Linked DNA regions of Homo sapiens: all the other regions are linked to region 4. Evidence: chromatin contacts called from ENCODE Hi-C or POLR2A ChIA-PET data. All regions are on one chromosome and are shown on one strand. The core of a region is the stretch at or near the end of the contact, and the rest is flanking DNA. Distances in the headings are between cores, read along the strand shown. Region 1 holds the start of RNPEP (arginyl aminopeptidase). Region 2 holds the start of ELF3-AS1 (ELF3 antisense RNA 1). Region 3 overlaps IPO9 (importin 9). Region 4 holds the start of PPP1R12B (protein phosphatase 1 regulatory subunit 12B).

Evidence for each region. A loop is a pair of places that touch in the nucleus more often than their neighbours do. ChIA-PET counts read pairs that join two places held with the same protein, here RNA polymerase II (POLR2A). Pooled maps may share reads with other maps.
Region 1: a map of B cell shows a loop between it and region 4 (6-fold over the local background). The contact joins the promoter of RNPEP here to the promoter of PPP1R12B in region 4. A Hi-C loop is called at or near these places in 1 of 168 maps with a recorded cell type or tissue (B cell), 1 of 37 single-sample maps with no recorded cell type and 8 of 50 pooled maps. POLR2A ChIA-PET finds 5 or more read pairs at or near these places in 2 of 52 experiments (Caco-2 and activated CD8-positive, alpha-beta memory T cell).
Region 2: a loop to region 4 is called in a map with no recorded cell type, with 2.9 times the contacts of the local background. The contact joins the promoter of ELF3-AS1 here to the promoter of PPP1R12B in region 4. A Hi-C loop is called at or near these places in 1 of 37 single-sample maps with no recorded cell type and 1 of 50 pooled maps. POLR2A ChIA-PET finds 5 or more read pairs at or near these places in 1 of 52 experiments (activated CD8-positive, alpha-beta memory T cell).
Region 3: a loop to region 4 is called in a pooled map of gastrocnemius medialis, with 10 times the contacts of the local background. The contact joins the enhancer-like site here to the promoter of PPP1R12B in region 4. A Hi-C loop is called at or near these places in 4 of 50 pooled maps. POLR2A ChIA-PET finds 5 or more read pairs at or near these places in 3 of 52 experiments (H1, MCF 10A and activated CD4-positive, alpha-beta T cell).

The regions. Positions count from the first base shown.
Region 1 is chr1:201,980,539-201,984,306 of GRCh38, reverse strand. It overlaps RNPEP (arginyl aminopeptidase), which reads right to left and starts at 1,659. Exons shown (of 11, transcript NM_020216.4): 1 at 1,194-1,659. The coding sequence starts at 1,640. RefSeq lists a silencer at 1,074-1,753 and an enhancer at 1,964-2,023.
Region 2 is chr1:202,008,065-202,011,894 of GRCh38, reverse strand. ELF3-AS1 (ELF3 antisense RNA 1) reads left to right here and starts at 1,542. Exons shown (of 2, transcript NR_146472.1): 1 at 1,542-2,095. It overlaps ELF3 (E74 like ETS transcription factor 3), which reads right to left and starts at 1,308. Exons shown (of 9, transcript NM_004433.5): 1 at 1,189-1,308; 2 at 596-766. The coding sequence starts at 758. RefSeq lists enhancers at 1-408, 409-1,342, 3,069-3,710.
Region 3 is chr1:201,881,612-201,885,490 of GRCh38, reverse strand. IPO9 (importin 9) reads right to left here. Exons shown (of 24, transcript NM_018085.5): 24 at 1,200-3,879. Among named protein-coding and RNA genes, the nearest start is that of SHISA4, 5.3 kb to the left of the region's middle. RefSeq lists enhancers at 1,515-1,584, 2,685-3,184. Within about 2 kb of position 2,226, at least 15 of the 41 ENCODE cell types and tissues checked have a DNase peak (open chromatin) inside an H3K27ac peak, as active enhancers do.
Region 4 is chr1:202,346,776-202,351,062 of GRCh38, reverse strand. It overlaps PPP1R12B (protein phosphatase 1 regulatory subunit 12B), which reads right to left and starts at 2,364. Exons shown (of 24, transcript NM_002481.4): 1 at 1,921-2,364. The coding sequence starts at 2,211. RefSeq lists enhancers at 2,096-2,405, 2,077-2,617.

The DNA of each region.
Region 1 (3,768 bases), core at 410-2,909, 370 kb after region 4:
AGACCCAACCAATGTACTTCTTACATATACTGACTGATGTATCATGTCTCCCTAATGTATAAAACCAAGCTGTGGGCCGGGCGCAGTGGCTCACGCCTGTAATCCCAGCACTTTGGGAGGCCGCCGAGGCAGGCGGATCACGAGGTCAGGAGTTCGAGACCAGCCTGACCAAAATGGTGAAATTTTGTCTCTACTAAACAATACAAAAATTAGCCGGGTGTGGTGGCGCACGCCTGTAGTCCCAGCTACTAGGGAGGGTGAGGTACGAGAATCGCTCGAACCCACGACGCAGAGGTTGCAGTGAGCCGAGATCTTGCCACTGCACTCCAGCCTGGACGAGAGTGAGACTCTGCCTCAAATAAATAAATAAAAGATTAAACTGTAAGCAAGCAGTTTACTATGAAACTTGCAACCAACTCTACCTGAGAGATAACTGGCAGCCACAGCCTAAGGACTCTCCAGGAAGGATTTTCTGACTCTTACAGACATAAGCCACATAACTCCATCCTCTTATTTCCAATATTTGCCCCGTCCCGAAAAAAAATTAAAGAGTTAACCAACAGTGAGAAGGCCAAATTATTATAATGCTTATAGCACCCTAATTCCAGTTCTCACTTTTACTCAAATTCTTTCGTTAATCAAATCCAGGACTTCACAGGAGGAAACAAAAACAAAGATAAGAGCTTTAACCGTGGAACTAGAAGGCAACACAGAACAAAGAGCTAGATCAACATCTGGCTAATTCTAGAGCCACCATAAAGCAGAGATAAGGTGGCTGATAATCAGGTACCTCGGCCCAAAAGTCCAAGAGGGCACTAAGTGAAGTGCATGAACAACAGGTCATCTAGAAAGCCACGGAAAATGTTAGAAACGGCAGTGTGCGATGAGCGGGAATGCGGCGCAATCTGGACAAGCCTCCAGGGCCAGGGAGGAGACGCGGAAGGACGGAAAGGGTGAAGGATGCACCGCCCAGTGGCTGGAGGAAGTCCAGAAGGAAACCAGGCAGCCCGGGAGGAAAAGAGGAAGCAAGGGGAGGAGGCCTAGAGGCGGCGCGCGGGGAGTAGGCCCCTCTAGGGACGCTCTGGAAGGGTCCTCCCTGTCCCTCCTCCCGGGTGGGGTAGGTGAGGGTGCAGGGCGGCTGGGGGCCGGAAGGGCAGGCAGGCAGCGGCGGGCGCAGTCTGGGGCGCACTCACCCCGGGTCCCTCCCCGACGCGGTAGGTGAGCAGCACCTGGAGGCGCTCGGCGGCGCGGCAGGGCTGCGGGAAGGACACGCACAGGGCCTGGCCATAGTGCGAGAAGGGCTGCGTGTAGAAGCTCACGGGCTCCGCAGGCGGCTCCTCCGAGCCGGGCCGCTCCCGCCGCAGCGCCGCCGCCGTCACCTCCAGGCACGGGTGCGAGTCCAGCCGCAGCTCGGCGGCGCCCTCGGGCTCCAGGCAGCGCAGGTCCAGGACCGCGGTGCCGCTCAGCCCCCGGCTCCCTGCGCCGGGCCCTGGAGGCCCGAACTCAGCCCGCAGGTCCAGGTGCAAGTGCAGCAGCTCAAAGGCCCGGAAGTTGGAGGCCGAGGCCACGTCCACAGCCTGCGCGGAGTGCAGCGGCCGCCGGGCCGCGCCGCTGCCGGGGGAATGCTCGCCGCTCGCCATGGCCGCAGAGCCGTTGCTCACCGGCCGGGCCGCGAACCCGAGGGGAGCCCCGCCCCGAGCGCCGCGGGCCCGCCCCCGCCGCGCGGGCCCCGCCCCCGAAATCTGCTCCCGACCGCATCCCCTCCCTGCGCTTTACCGCCCACTCTTCTAGCTGCACCCGTGCCTCGGGACTTAGGACAAAAGAGGCCGGTGGGATCGTGTGGCCCACGTTTGCCCACCCATATCCTACTGAGGTGTTCCAGTCGTCCCGGTGGGGCACCCTTCTCTGCTGACCCTTCCTGCTGCCTCATCTAGGCAGTGGCGTGGACTGAGCCCTGGCTGGGAAGGTCTGAGTTCCAGATCTCACACCCTGCGATAGGCCAGTTGTTAGAACTGTGTGTCACCTTGGGCAAGTCGCACAAGAAACATGAATCTTCCCGAGCCTTTTTCTGCACCAGTATAATAGAGTCATAATATCTGTGTATCTCACGAAGTAATGTGAGAACTCTACCAGGTAACCTGTCTAACACACTCAGCAAACAGTGAAACCCTGCACAACTTCACGGAATTCACACTGGATCGAGCCTCGTCCCCCAGCAACTCCAGGCACGCCTATCTTTCTATTGTTGGGTTAAGGGACAGGAATCAGCACCGCGCAATTTAAGGCCTGGCTGTCCATCGCATGTCACTTCTATTTCCCTTACTGTATTGTACCGCTTATTGAGCTAGGGTATTCTCCGCTGAATACTTTGTTTCTCTTCTGTACCAGTGGGTTGCAATGGGCCTTCTATGAATAGGAGCTAATCAATGATGATGTTTTTACCGTTCAGCTAGGAAATGAGATTTTTAAAAAGAACAATGTAGGGAGTTTTTCATTAAGGGAAATAGTATTCCGTTCTGTGCTTCCTAGTTTTGTAGAGTTGAAATTATTTTATTTCATGAAATAATGCTTATGGTAGATAATGACTTTAATATTCCATGTAAGTTCAATGTCAGGGTTTTTTGTTTAACTCCAGAAACCTTAGAAACCTGCTTTTCTGTAGCATTGAGAACAGCGCTTGGTACATATTAGACGTTGAATACTCCTATCTTGAAATTATTCAGTCTTCGATGCAATGCACTTTTGCTGAGTATCTGCTAGACACCAGTTGTTAAGCTAAGTGCCTGGGGTACAGTTTGAATAAGTCCGGCACAATTCCTCTTCCTATGGTGTTCATAGCCTAACTCACATTTTAGCAGACGCACAAGAAAACAGGTCACGACACTTCCACGTGCTGCGCTTGATACGGGAAGAAAAGGATGCTGGGGAGCACAACGAAGAGATGCCTAGCCTGATCCTTCTAGTTAAATATTGACAGAGGAAGAGGATGTCATCCTTAGCTAAAGGGTAAAAGATTTTAGGCTGGGTGTGGTGGCTCACGCCTGTAATCCCAACACTTTGGGAAGCTGAGGCAGGAGGATCGCTTGAGCCCAGGAGTTCAAGATGAGGCTACGCAACAGAGGGAGACCCCCTCTCTACAAAAACATTTTAAAAAATTAGCTGGGTGTGGTGATGCACACCTGTGGTCCTGGCTACTCAGAGGATGAGGTAGGGGTATTGCTTGGGCCCAGGAGGTCAAGGCTGCAGTGAACCATGATCATACCACTGCACTCCAGCTGGGGCAACAGAGAAAGACCCTGTCTCAAAAAAAAAAAAAAAAAAGATTTTAGGAATTATATTATTTCCCCTTATAGCCTTACTTCTTCCTGGGAATACCAGGAACCTCATTTCCACTTCCGCCTCCCTGCATGGCTCCCACACTGTCTAGTTTGCCTCAGAACTGGCCTGTAGATGGCCTGTAATAACTTACAGTGGAGAGATTCAGGAATTCAGAGAATTCAGGATTGTAGAAAGGGGACACTGTGGGCACAGCCCACCTCTCCCCCAGTTCATTTTCATTATTTATTATTTATTTGTGAATGCTTAGAATGCAACATATGTTGGACATTTCAAAATAATGGCCACAAATTTTCCATTCCTGATTCTATAGATTTAAAAGTTACAGGGCCGAGTGCAGTGGCTTATGCCTGTAATCCCAGCACTTTGGGAGGCTGAGGCTGGTGAATCATTTGAACTCAGGAGTTCAAGATCAGCCTGGCCAACATTATG
Region 2 (3,830 bases), core at 293-2,792, 340 kb after region 4:
TTTTTTTTTTTTTTTTTGAGATGGAGTCTCACTCCTGTCACCTAGGCTGGGGTGCAATGGCACAATCTCGGCTCACAGCAACCTCCACCTCCCAGGTTCAAGCGATACTCCTGCGTCAGCCTCCCCAGTAGCTGGGATTATAGGTGCCCACCACCACGCTGGGATAAATTTTTTTTTGTATTTTTAGTAGAGACGGGGTTTCACCATGTTGGCTAGGCTGGTCTCGAACTCTTGACCTCAGGTGATCCGCTCAGCTCAGCCTCCCAAAGTGCTGGGATTACAGGCGTGAGCCACCACTCCCAGCCCACACAGCCCCATTCCTGGAGCACACTGGGGATTCACACCTCAGCCCTTGGAGCCATCCCAAGAGTAGGGGCAGGAGGTAGCATTCACAACACCCTTGTCCTGGTATCTGACACCTCCCTCTGCCTGTCACAGCCCCACAACCCCCAGCACCTCAGTCACTAAGTCTCAGCCTCTAGCCCTGGAATTTGCCTAGAGACCCTCCTCCCTGCCTATTCCCCCATTTGTCTAACAGGCCCTTAGATGGATCTGTCTCCCACTCCGTGCCCCATCCCACCCCGCTGAGACCCACCTGTACCCTCCAATGACATCTGGGGGTTGCTCAGGGTCAGTACCAAGTCATCGGCCCCAAAGGTGGCAGCAGGGGGAACAGAGGCCAGGGTGGAGTCCTCCGAGCTGTACATCGCACTGAAGTAGTTGCTAAAAATGTTGCTAATCTCACAGGTTGCAGCCATGAGGCTACCTGTGGGTAGGGGGAGAGAGGATGAGGTTGGTGAGGGGACGAGGGTCCTCTCCTTACACTCCCAGCTACTCTGCTTTGCCCAACCCTGGGCAAGAGTAGCCCCCAGGGGCAGGAAGATCAGCAACTCTGCGGACACCGTCTCTTCAAGAAGGGCTCCAAGATCTCAGACCAGGGCAGGACCACAGGAGCCTCCAGCTGGGCTTCCCTCCTCAGATCTCTGGGGCCCTGGAGCCAGACTAGCGGCGTCATGGCCATTCTGCCTTCCCAGAGACAATCTCTCTCTGTTCTTTGACCCTCAGGACACCTACGCTCTTGCTCGGAGATCCTAGACTGGAGTGTGCAGGTTCAGAACTGCAAATCCTCTGGACCCCTCTGCAGTTTCCCAAGAGCTGGGCTAGGGAATGACAGGCGGGGAATCCTACCGGAGTGGCGGAGTCCGGCTGTGGCAGGCAGGCCGGCAGGCGGGAGAGAAATCCAGTTCCGCCAGGTAGCGCTGAGGTATCTGGCCGCTGCGCTCCCCTACCCGGCTCTAAATAGAGCCTGGAGGGAGCTCCTCCCTGAGCTCAGGGCTTTATAGTGTGTCCCCTGCAGTAACCTGAGCTGGTGTCTCATTGGATGGAGGGGATTTCCTGGCCTTTAGACTGGGCTCCTGGCCCCAGGTGATTTGCATATTCAGTGCCACTTGGCCCGGATCTTAGCAGGCAGTGCTGGGAAATCAGGCCCGGCTGGTTTAATGATTGTCAGAGTCTGTCATCCCGCACCCTCTGGGGTTGGGCACGGGGCACTGGCCTGGGCAGGTGGCGGGAACGTTGCTGGGGTGGGCATCTGTGCTTTCGGCTGCCCTCTGGCCCAGGAAATTCCTCCCAGGGGCCAGGCCAGAGATGGGCCAGGCAGGGGGAGGGCAAGTGAGGGAACATGAACCCCTGGCTGACCTGAGTCAGAAAGCTGCTGGCCCCTAAATTCCAGAGATTCAGCAACAAAGAGGCCTAGTAGGGAGAGGAGTTACTAGGTTTAGGGGTTTTTCCCAGAACACCCAGGACTCTGGCCAGGGGCTGGAAGGTGCTCCAGGCTCAATGCTGGGCAATACTCATGGATTAATTGGTGCTGGCTGGGCCTGCCAGCCTAGTCGTGGCCCCAGGGTCCCCACTAAAGGGCTCCTTCTCCAGCGCCCACTCTGTTGGCAAGGTCTTCACTACCATCACCTGCCTGGACTCCATCCAAGCATCAGGGTTGCTGCAGTCGCTCCTGAAGAGACCCGGCTCTGCTTGAAAGTTCTTCCCTCAGCGCCTGCTGGAGCCCTCCCTGCCGGAGTTGCCAGAATCCACACGGGTAAGTTCATCCCTGCTCTCTGGACCCCATCTAATCTCTGGTTCACTCGGCCCAGTTTTCCAGTACCTTCTGCTGCCCTCTAGTGGTCAGAAGCCTGACTACCTGGGTCACGTCATTCAAAGAAGAGGGAATGCATAGTATTAATATATTTACCAAGCACTTTTCAACATATTCTCTCATTTAATCCTCACACCAAAAAAGTCCTGTAAGGAATGCATGGTTATTCCCATTTTATAGACATGAAAGTTGCAGTGTGGAGGGTTCCCTTAGAATGGCTTGCCCAGGCCACACAGAGTTGGTGAAGGGGTGGAGCTGAGATTCACATCCAGGTATGCAGGTGTGTTGTACACAAAACCCTCGCTCTTTCCCTGCACAGGATTCAATGTCTTCGGGCTTCAGAGTCTTCCCATCCAGCTCCATGGCCAGAGCCCTTGCCTTCCCTGTGGGCAGAGTCCCCCATGTCTGTGGTTGTCTCTATGGACTCAGCCCGAAACACAATGGATAGTGTCTTATAGACCCTTCTTGAGACCCTGAATGGGGTAATACAGGTGGTTGAGGCAGGAGACTTGTAGCCAGCATCTGCAACTGTGTGATCTTGGATGAGACCCTTGGAGTCTGTGCTTGTTTCCCCATCTATAAAAAATGAGGTTGTCTGAATTTAATAATCCCTAAGATCTCTTCCAGATCTAGTATTTTGTTTATTTTGTTTTGAGGTGGAGTCTCGCTCTGTCGCCCAGGTTGGAGTGCAGTGGCGTGATCTCTGCTCACTGCAACCTCTGACTCCTGGGTTCAAGCGATTCTCCTGCCTCAGCTTTCCGAGTAGCTGGGATTACAGGCGCCCGCTGCCATGCCCGGCTTTCTGTATTTTTAGTAGAGACGGGGTTTCACCATGTTAGCCAGGATGGACTCGATCTCCTGACCTCATGATCTGCCTGCCTCAGCCTCCCAAAGTGCTGGGATTACAGGCATGAGCTACTGCGCCCAGCCCATATCTAGATTTTTATGCATTTGAAATGTAGGATCCGGTGGCTCACACCTGTAATCACTGCGTCTCAAAAAAAAAAAAACAAAAACAAAAAAATGTAGGATCTGTGTGACCCCCCTCCATTAATGCACAACTTGGGGAGTTCCTGGCCACCCTCAGCCAGGGTGGGTGAAACGGTTACTCAAACAAAAGGTGACTCCACCTTCTACAGATACTTCTTTCTTTAACTCTATAGCCTGAGGACTAAGAAAGTCCTGCGCAGAGAATCTGCTTCTTACCTTACCTTCTTCCTCTCTGAAGCTCCCAGGTGCCTAGGAGAGAGTTAATGTCCAGGATCCCCCCGCCCCCCCGCCCCCGCACTGGGCCAGTGCAGGCAGGAGAGCCTGGGGCTCAGTAGGATTTTCCCCAGCCCTTCAGGGGGCCTCCCCCAAGGAGCCTGAGGCAGGCACACCCTCCACCCAGTCCCTCACCCAGGAATGTGGGAGAACCGGCTTCTAGCCCCAGGGCTGCTCACGTGCTCCCTGCCCTGAAGAGCATCTGGCTGGGGCTCCCGGGATGGCGGGGTGAACAGGAGGATGTACGAGAAAAATGAGAAGGCTGTCAGCTCCCTTGCCTTCTTGGGGCTTCCTCACCGCTGACATGGAGCTGAGATAAGGAATCCCTACAGGCTGGCAGCTTGAGATAAGTGAGAAAGACTTGGATTTGAGGTCAGTGCCTTGGAGGCATGGGGATGGGGGTGGGGAGAAGGTT
Region 3 (3,879 bases), core at 977-3,476, 470 kb after region 4:
CTGGTCAGTCAGTGCTCTCCAGGAATGCACTCTACATTACTCTGCCCTCCTTTTTTCTATTCCTCCTTGCCCAGCCTCTGGCAACCCAACTCCTGCAGACAGGTAATTATACATTCCCCCACTCCATAGGACCCTGAGTTCTTTACTCTGATTTAATGTCAGATCCTTCCTGGAGGGTCTTGGACACATTAATTCTCCTTGCAGTCCACAGCTAGGAAGAGTAAGGCCTAGGACAGCACCAGGACTTGGCCAAGTCTCATGGCTTAGTTGGGGAACCAGGTCTTTTGGCTCTCACTGCCCCGGAATAAACAAACATCTCTCTTAAATCAGAATGCTTTTCTTGGCATCCAGCTTTAATCTTTCTTGCTGTAAATGAAAGACTGTCTCCTGTTTGTCCTCTTGGTGGGAGGGACTAGCAAGTGGAGGGTGGGTGAAGGACAGTGAGGATGAGCCTCACTGCTGCCAAGCTACTGGTAAGAAGGTGTACTCTTCCATGTAACAAAGTTGCACAAGTATCCTATACATTTATATATATATATATGGAGCACTCTTCTCCAGAAGGACTTTCTACCAATGCCTTTGTAGGATTGCCTCTCCCAGAACGCCAGGCTTCTGCTTGTTTGTAGAGAGCCCAGGACAGCCTGGGCCTCAGGAAAGAAGAGGGTGTAGCCAGGCTGGCTTGGATGGCAGCTGTGAGCAGCCCCCTACTCAGGCACACTCTGGGTGGCTGTGGGAGCAGCAGCAGTCCCAGGCAGCCAAGGCCTGGCCTCAGGAGCCCAGCCCAGCCAGTGGGGCAGATGGTGAGGGCCAGGTTATCTTTAAATGGCACCTTACTCAGCCTGCCACTCTGCCAGTTGGGCAGGATGGCGGTAGACAAGTGTTATTTTGGGATCTGAGGGCAAGGGAGGAAGGCTCTGTTTATAGCTCTCTCCTTTCTGAACCTACTCTCTCTCCTGGGGAGGATTTGGGGCCATGGGCCTCAGCCCTCCAGCTGACCCTTTCCAACCTAAGGTTTCTGTTTTCAGCCTAGCTGTTAGCCATCTGCACAGATGGGAGTGTTGAATCTACAGAGGCACAGGGTTTCTCAGAAAGGCCAGCTCTGTAAAGGCAGGTTTAGGTGGTGACAACTGCATTAGACTTGGGATCAGACTAATAATAGGTAACATTAACACTTACTATGAGGCAGCACTACGAAGTGCTTTGTGTTATATTAACTTTATTTAATCCTCACAATCACTCCATGAAACAGATAACTAGTATTACACTTGTTCTGTGGATTAGGAAATGGAGACATAATTTAAGCAGCTTGTCCAAAGTCACCCAACAGGCAAGTGGCAAAGCCAGGGTTCAAATCCAGGCAGTCTAGCTCCGGAGCCCATGCTCTGAACCACTAACTAGATATGAGTCCTGCTCTGCCACTTACTGGTTCTGCAAACTTGAAGGAACCACTCCCCCTCTGGTCTTGGCTTCCTCTTTTGGAAACGGACTACCGTTCGGTTCAACCCACTAGAATCCCCAAGTTAGAACTGGCAGAGACACTCTGATCCATTGTGTCTCTCTCCCTGTTCAAGGGAAAAAGAACTTACTCAAGGTCACACAACCGGGCACTGGCCCTAGTTTCTGTGCTCTTGCTGTGAACCTCCCTGTGGCAGGGATGAGTCAGCGGAGCTGACGAGGGATATTAGTTATGAATTTGCAATCACAAAATCAGGTGTGGAAGAAATACATTTATTTTCTTTTAACCAAAATAGATGAGAATGAGTCTCTATCCTGCTACCTGGTTTGTTGTTATTATGGTTTGTTCCCCTCTCCAGAATCACGAAAAGGTCCTGGGGTCTCACACAGTGCAAAACATTGAGGTGAGCCCTCTAAGCCTTGGTCTGCACAGGTTCTGCTCATACATGCTCTTAAGCTTGCAAATTCAGAAGTGTTGGTCTGTGTGCCCCAGGTACAAGAGACCTTCCCAGGGAGCCTTGGTGACCAGGGCCCAGCATCCCTGGGGACTCCATGCAGCCTTTTCCCTAGGAAGTTCTATCATCTCCAGGTGCTTTGCCACAATCAGGGCAGGAGTCTCACCGCTCATAGGCCCCGTGGACTTTTTTGTCCCCTACTTATCTTTTGGAAAACTACCCCCCTTTTTCTCTCCCCTTCTTCCTCCGGGACCCTGGGCCTAATTGCAGTTCACTAGAGCTTTCACCATAGGGTCCAGAAGCACAGCTATTCTCATGCAGTCCTGCTGTCCACCCTACAAAAGCAACTAAGGCAAGGAAATGCAAAGAATTCAGGTATGTTCTTGGACTAAGTTGTTGGGGGGGGGGGAATCTAGTGAAAGCAAATTAATACACCGATAGTTTATGTCACACAGCTAACCACAGAAAAACTGCTTAGTAGGTGGAAGGCAAGAGCTGGGCCTACCACCTGTTTCTATCATGTTCCTCAGGCAGGGCTGCAGTGCTACAATTCATTCCTCAGAGCTGTCCTCCCAAAGGCTCACCAAGACCCTAATTTAGCAGCAGCATGTGTGAAATTGAACTGAGTCACAGTGTAATCCAGTGAGTCAGGAAGAATGAGCCAAACATAGCTCCCAGCTATGGGTGGGGGATAGGATGGGACATCTTCCACCACTAGAGGTGCTTTAATGAAGTCATCCTTAATTCTAACTACAATCCTGTGAGGTAGGTATTAGTTCCCTATTTTACAGATGAGGGAACCAAGGCTTGAAGGAAACGTCACTTGCCGCAGCTATGTAATCATGCCAAGTCAGAACAACTCAAGCCTGGGAGGGACTTCTAGGCCTCCTAGTCAGGCCAGTAGTTCCTCATTGCTTTTCTTCCTACAGCACATTTGCTACCATATCATGTATTCTACACAGGTTTAAAAACCCTAGTATACTTTTCAATTTTAGGAAGCCAGCAGTAATGCCACCCTTTTCCCAGTTACTCAAAAAAGGAAAAAACTGGAATGTAAGTGTCATTAGATGGCAAATGTTGACCTGTACCATCCATTAGGGAAACTTAAATTCACAAAACTTGTTTTTTTTTTTGTTTTTTTTTTTTTTTGAGGCAGAGTGTCGCTCTGTCGCCCAGGCTGGAGTGTAGTGGCATGATCTTGGCTCACTGCAACCTCTGCCTCCCGGGTTCAAGCAATTCTCCTGCTTCAGCTGCCTGAGTAGCTAGGATTATAGGCATGCGCCACCATGCCCAGCTAATTTTTTTGTATTTTTAGTAGAGACGGGGTTTCACCATGCTGGCCAGGCTGCTCTTGAACTCTTGATGTCGTGGTCCGCCTGCCTCGGCCTCCCAAAGTGCTGGGATTACAGGTGTGAGCCACTATGCCCGGCCTACAAAAATTGGAATTTTATTGCGATTACTTTTGGGTGCTTTGCTACTGGAATCTTGGTAAAGTATGGTTAAGACCTAGTCTAAATCCCCGTGAGAATGGGGAATTTTCCCGTGACTGCTAACTAAAGGTCTAGCCTCTGATCGAGCACTTGGATTGATGAGGAGGAACTCACTGCAACATTTTAAGACAATTCATTCCACAGCTCTCACTTTTGGAAAATCCTTACTTGTCAGTCTTTAAGTCCTACTGACTTTATCTTGTCAACATCTCTAATCCAGCTCTTCCACCCTATCCCCTCTAGTTACAACCTTAGTTCAGGCTCTGGGTTTTCCCACCTGGACTGCTGTAGCTGCTGCCAGACTGCATTCCTTTCTCCCATCTCCCACCCCTTCAATCCAGGTTCCAAGTCACCCTTCTAGTCACATTTGCATCAACACTGCAACACTTTTCTAAGACACAAAACCTGATCACTTCCCTGTTTAGTTATCTTGGGTAGTCTCCCATTCTCTAGAGGAAGCAGGTCTTGAAGGATCCTTC
Region 4 (4,287 bases), core at 1,115-3,614:
TTGTCTAGAATCGAGTATACTTGTTCAGTTCAACTCCTTGTCAGCCCTATAAATGGAAAGGAATGCTTATATTGCATTTATAGATGTTAAAAAAAAATCCATAGCTGTCATCCCCTTCTTCTCTTATTTCAATAGATTACTAGGCCAGGCACAGCGGCTCATGCCTATAATCCCAGCAGTTTGGGAGGCCAAGGAGGGTGGATCTCCTGAGGTCAGGAGTTTGAGACCAGCCTGGTCATCATGGTGAAAGCCCATCTCTACTAAAAATACAAATATTATCTAGGCGTGGTGGCAGGCGCCTGTAATCCCAGCTACTCGGGAGGCTGAGGCAGGAGAATCGCTTGAAACCAAGAGGCAGAGGTTGCAGTGAGCCAAGATCTCGCCATTGCACTCCAGCCTGGGCAACAGAGCGAGACTCTGAATCAAAAAAAAAAAAAGAAAAAGAAAAAGAAAAACAAGAATTCACCTTCCCAAAGAGTTCAGAAATTTAAAGTTTAGAATTTAATGTGGTTCTCTTAGCTTTTATCTCATTTTACATTCAGCTCCTTATTAAGTGAGATAGAGATCTCTGTGACATAAGTCTGAAAAATCCATGCCTATGGGCCACTTCTTTACTTTCTAACTTTGCACAAATAATTTTCCTGAGCTTCAGTTTCCTCATCTGTAAAATGAGAATAACAACACTACCTGCCACACCTACTTCAAAGGATCACTGCTGAAACTCACATGGGGTAAGACATATGAAATCAAACAGCAAAGCACTCTACAAATATTGGTTACTACCTCAGGTGGGGAAATATTATCAGCAGGAAAAAAAAATGGGTACAAAATAGGGTGAAAGAGTTTCTTCTACCTGAAATAGAAGGGTTGCAAACATAGTGAGAAGTAACTTTTTAAGCTATTGGCTAAATATATTTAGGGAAGTGGTCTGATATAAAGTTGAGTTATTATTTAGAAGTAGATTCTCATGCCAATACATTCACTTTGCACAGACGGCAGAAGAAGAAAAATACAAAAGATTAAGAGTGGGTGTCCGGCTCTCAGCTCACCAAAATAACTGATGAAGTTCCATTTGAGGAGAGAGGGGTAGTTAGTCATGGCAGTCAGTAGACAGAGAATATTGCTGCATTAGGTGACAGAAGTAAAGGTGTCGTTACCAAGCACAGATTATCCACAATCCATATAGTATAGCTATACATGGGGCATGGGATTTCTATAGAGCACTTTAGAAAAAAAAATAGAAAAATAGAAAAGCTATTCCATAAGTATCAAACAGAGGTAATTCAGTAACTTAGTTCTCCATAGGAAGCTCTCAGGGAGGTAGCACTGCTGAGAAGGAAGTTAAGATACCTAAAACAACGAGGTCCAGCGTGTTCTAGGAGCTGTAGCCTAGAGGCAACACAAACTGTTTTGAAGTACTACAAATCAACAAAACAAGAGGTGTGGTTTCAGACCTGCTTGTCTTTACCCAGTAAAGGGCTTTACTCTTTAAGTGATATAAGATATTCTATAACGGGGACACACAACAACTGAATTTTCTGAAAGGGCATCAAACAAATGACACTGTGCCTATGAGTGACGCGGTGTGCAGGCACGCCAACCAGACATAAGTGAAGATAACTAATCTACAGGGATAAGACCAGGGACAAAAATCACCAGTAACCATGACAACACAAGTAGGTGGAGGGAAATACAAACACTGACCAAGCAGCGGGGTGACGCTATTCCTAAGACCCTGGGGTCAGAAAAAGACTTGATTAGTGGAGGAAGCTGGCCAAGAATGAAACCGATTAGCCCAAAAGGGCAGTGTCCATGCAGAAGGAGTCGGCGGCAACACTGATACTCCCCATGGGGTGGCTCGCAGGGTCAAAGGCTCATCTGTAGGAGACTGGACGCCTCTAAGACCAAGAAAGGAGTTACCTGGTGCAGGGCTGTCAAGCCGTCCACGTTGACCGTGTTGATATCAGCACCTCTTGCCAGAAGCTTTCTCACCTCGTCGGTGTCCCCGCTAGAGCAGGCGGCCAGAAAGACAGCACCGTCCTCGAAGCGGACCCTGGGGCTCCCGCGCCTGGTCAGCGGCTGCCGCCCCGCGCCTCGTCGCTCCGCAGGCTCCTGCTCTGTCAGCGAGCCCCGCCAGCGCCGAAGCTGCTCTGCCCGCCGCATTCGCGCCGACTCTGCCCGCTTCCCTCCTAGGTGCTCCAGTTCCGCCATTGCTCCGGCCTCGGCAGCTGCTGCCAAAACTACCAACACTAAATTACTGTTGGGGCTCGAGTTGCCGCTGCCGCCTCTCTCAGAGCGCTTCAGCCCGGAGCAGAGGGCGGAGACCCTCGCGCCGCCATCTTTACTCCTCCCGCCAGTAGTACCGCCCGCACGCTCCCTCGGCTTCAATACGCAGGCGCTGCCCGGCCTCGGGTCATCACGGGACTCGTAGTAAGAGGCCTGCCCTAAGTGCACTTGGTGGCCGTAAGGGAACTACAAATCCCTGGATGCATCAGAAAAAAGGCGAGGACCGGCGGCTCTCTCTTTCGCCACGGGACCCAGTGGGGTCACCTTTGCCCTAAAGCTGGAACTGTCTCCTGGACTGGCGTCAGCCTCTTCCTCTGGGCATTTTGGGAGTTGTAGTTTATTCTTGTTATGACTAGTAACTAATCTTATCTCCCTAATTATCACATCAATTCTTTGGAGTGGAAAAAAGGCGGTAATTATTCCTGTTTTCTGGAGGAGAGAACTAAACATTAAGTACCTAAACGACTGGATTCTATATCCTAGTTCTAAGTCTAGGGTTTTATTAACATGTGTATTAATCACGGTAAATGTGAATGAGCGTGGGGAAGAGGAGCATACATACAGATACAGTATTACATGTTTTACATAAATACTGTCAACTTACTCCAGGCCCAGAAAAGATCTTGAAAATGATGCATTCAGATGTAGTGAAAAGAGTTTAAGCTGTGAATTTAAATTGAATTCACAGCCGCAGACAAATTACTTGACTTCTCTTAGCCAGTTTTCTTATGTGTAAAATGGGAATAACATCTCACAGGGTAGTCATGTGGATCAAATGAAATAATACATGCAAGGATGCCTAATACTATCTTTGGCACATATTGGATCCCAATAAATAATTTCTCTTCCTTCTCCCTCCTCCTCCTCCTCTACTCTTTTCATATACCTTAAATTTTTACAAGACAGAATAGATGTCTTCCATGATTTTTATTTCTTTTCTTTTGAGACAGAGTCTCACTCTGTCACCCAGGCTGAGTGCAATGGCGCAATCACGGCTCACTGCAGACTCAACCTCCTGGGCTCAAGCGATCCTCCCACCTCAGTCTCCCCAGTAGCTAGGACTACAGGTGCCCACCACCACACCCACTATTTTTTTATTTTTTTGTAGAGACAAGGTCTCACCATGTTGCCCAGGCTGGTCTGGAACTCTTAGACACAAGCGATCCTCCTGCCTCAGCCTCCCAAAGTGTTGGTATTACAGCCCTGAGCCACTGTACCTGTCCCATGATTTTTTTTTTCAAAGCTAGAGAAAGATACTATCAAGCATACTAAATCATACTAAATTCCTAAGGTAGCAAATAGAACATTTTTATATTCACCAAGACTGGGTTATAAAACATGTATCTGTCCGATTGTTTTGTTTTGTTTTGTTTTGTTTGAGACAGGGTCTCGCTCTGTCACCCAGGCTGGAGGGCAGTGGCATGGTCGTGGATCACTGTAGCCTCAACCTCCCAGGCTGAAGCGATCCTCCCACCTCAGCCCCCCAAGTAGCTGGGACTACAGGCCTGTGTCACTATGCCTGGCTAACTTTTGTATTTTTTGTAGAGACAGGGTTTTGCCATGTTGCTCAGGCTAGTCTTGAGCTCCTGGGCTCAAGTGTTCCACCCACCTCAGTCTCCCAAAGTGTTGGTATTACAGGCATGAGCCACCGCATCCGGCCAGTCCGATTGATTTAATAAGTATAACCTCCAGTGCTCTAGCCCTGAACAAAATACAATTAAATGTGTTACCCATAATGAAAGAGTACATATGCAAATGTTAGATTCTTTAAACGTTTCTGTATGTTTAAAATTTTTCATTTAAAAAATGTTGCAAAATGATTGGGGTATTGTAAAGGGAAACTTTATTATATTCTGTCATGTGAAAATTTGCCTGTTCCTCAATTTCCCCTGAAATGAAGTGGAAATCATACATTAAGGAAACAATTAATTATTGAATTGAAAGCCTCAAATGAAAAGTGACATATAAATGTAAAAAATATTATGTTTAATAATACTGTGT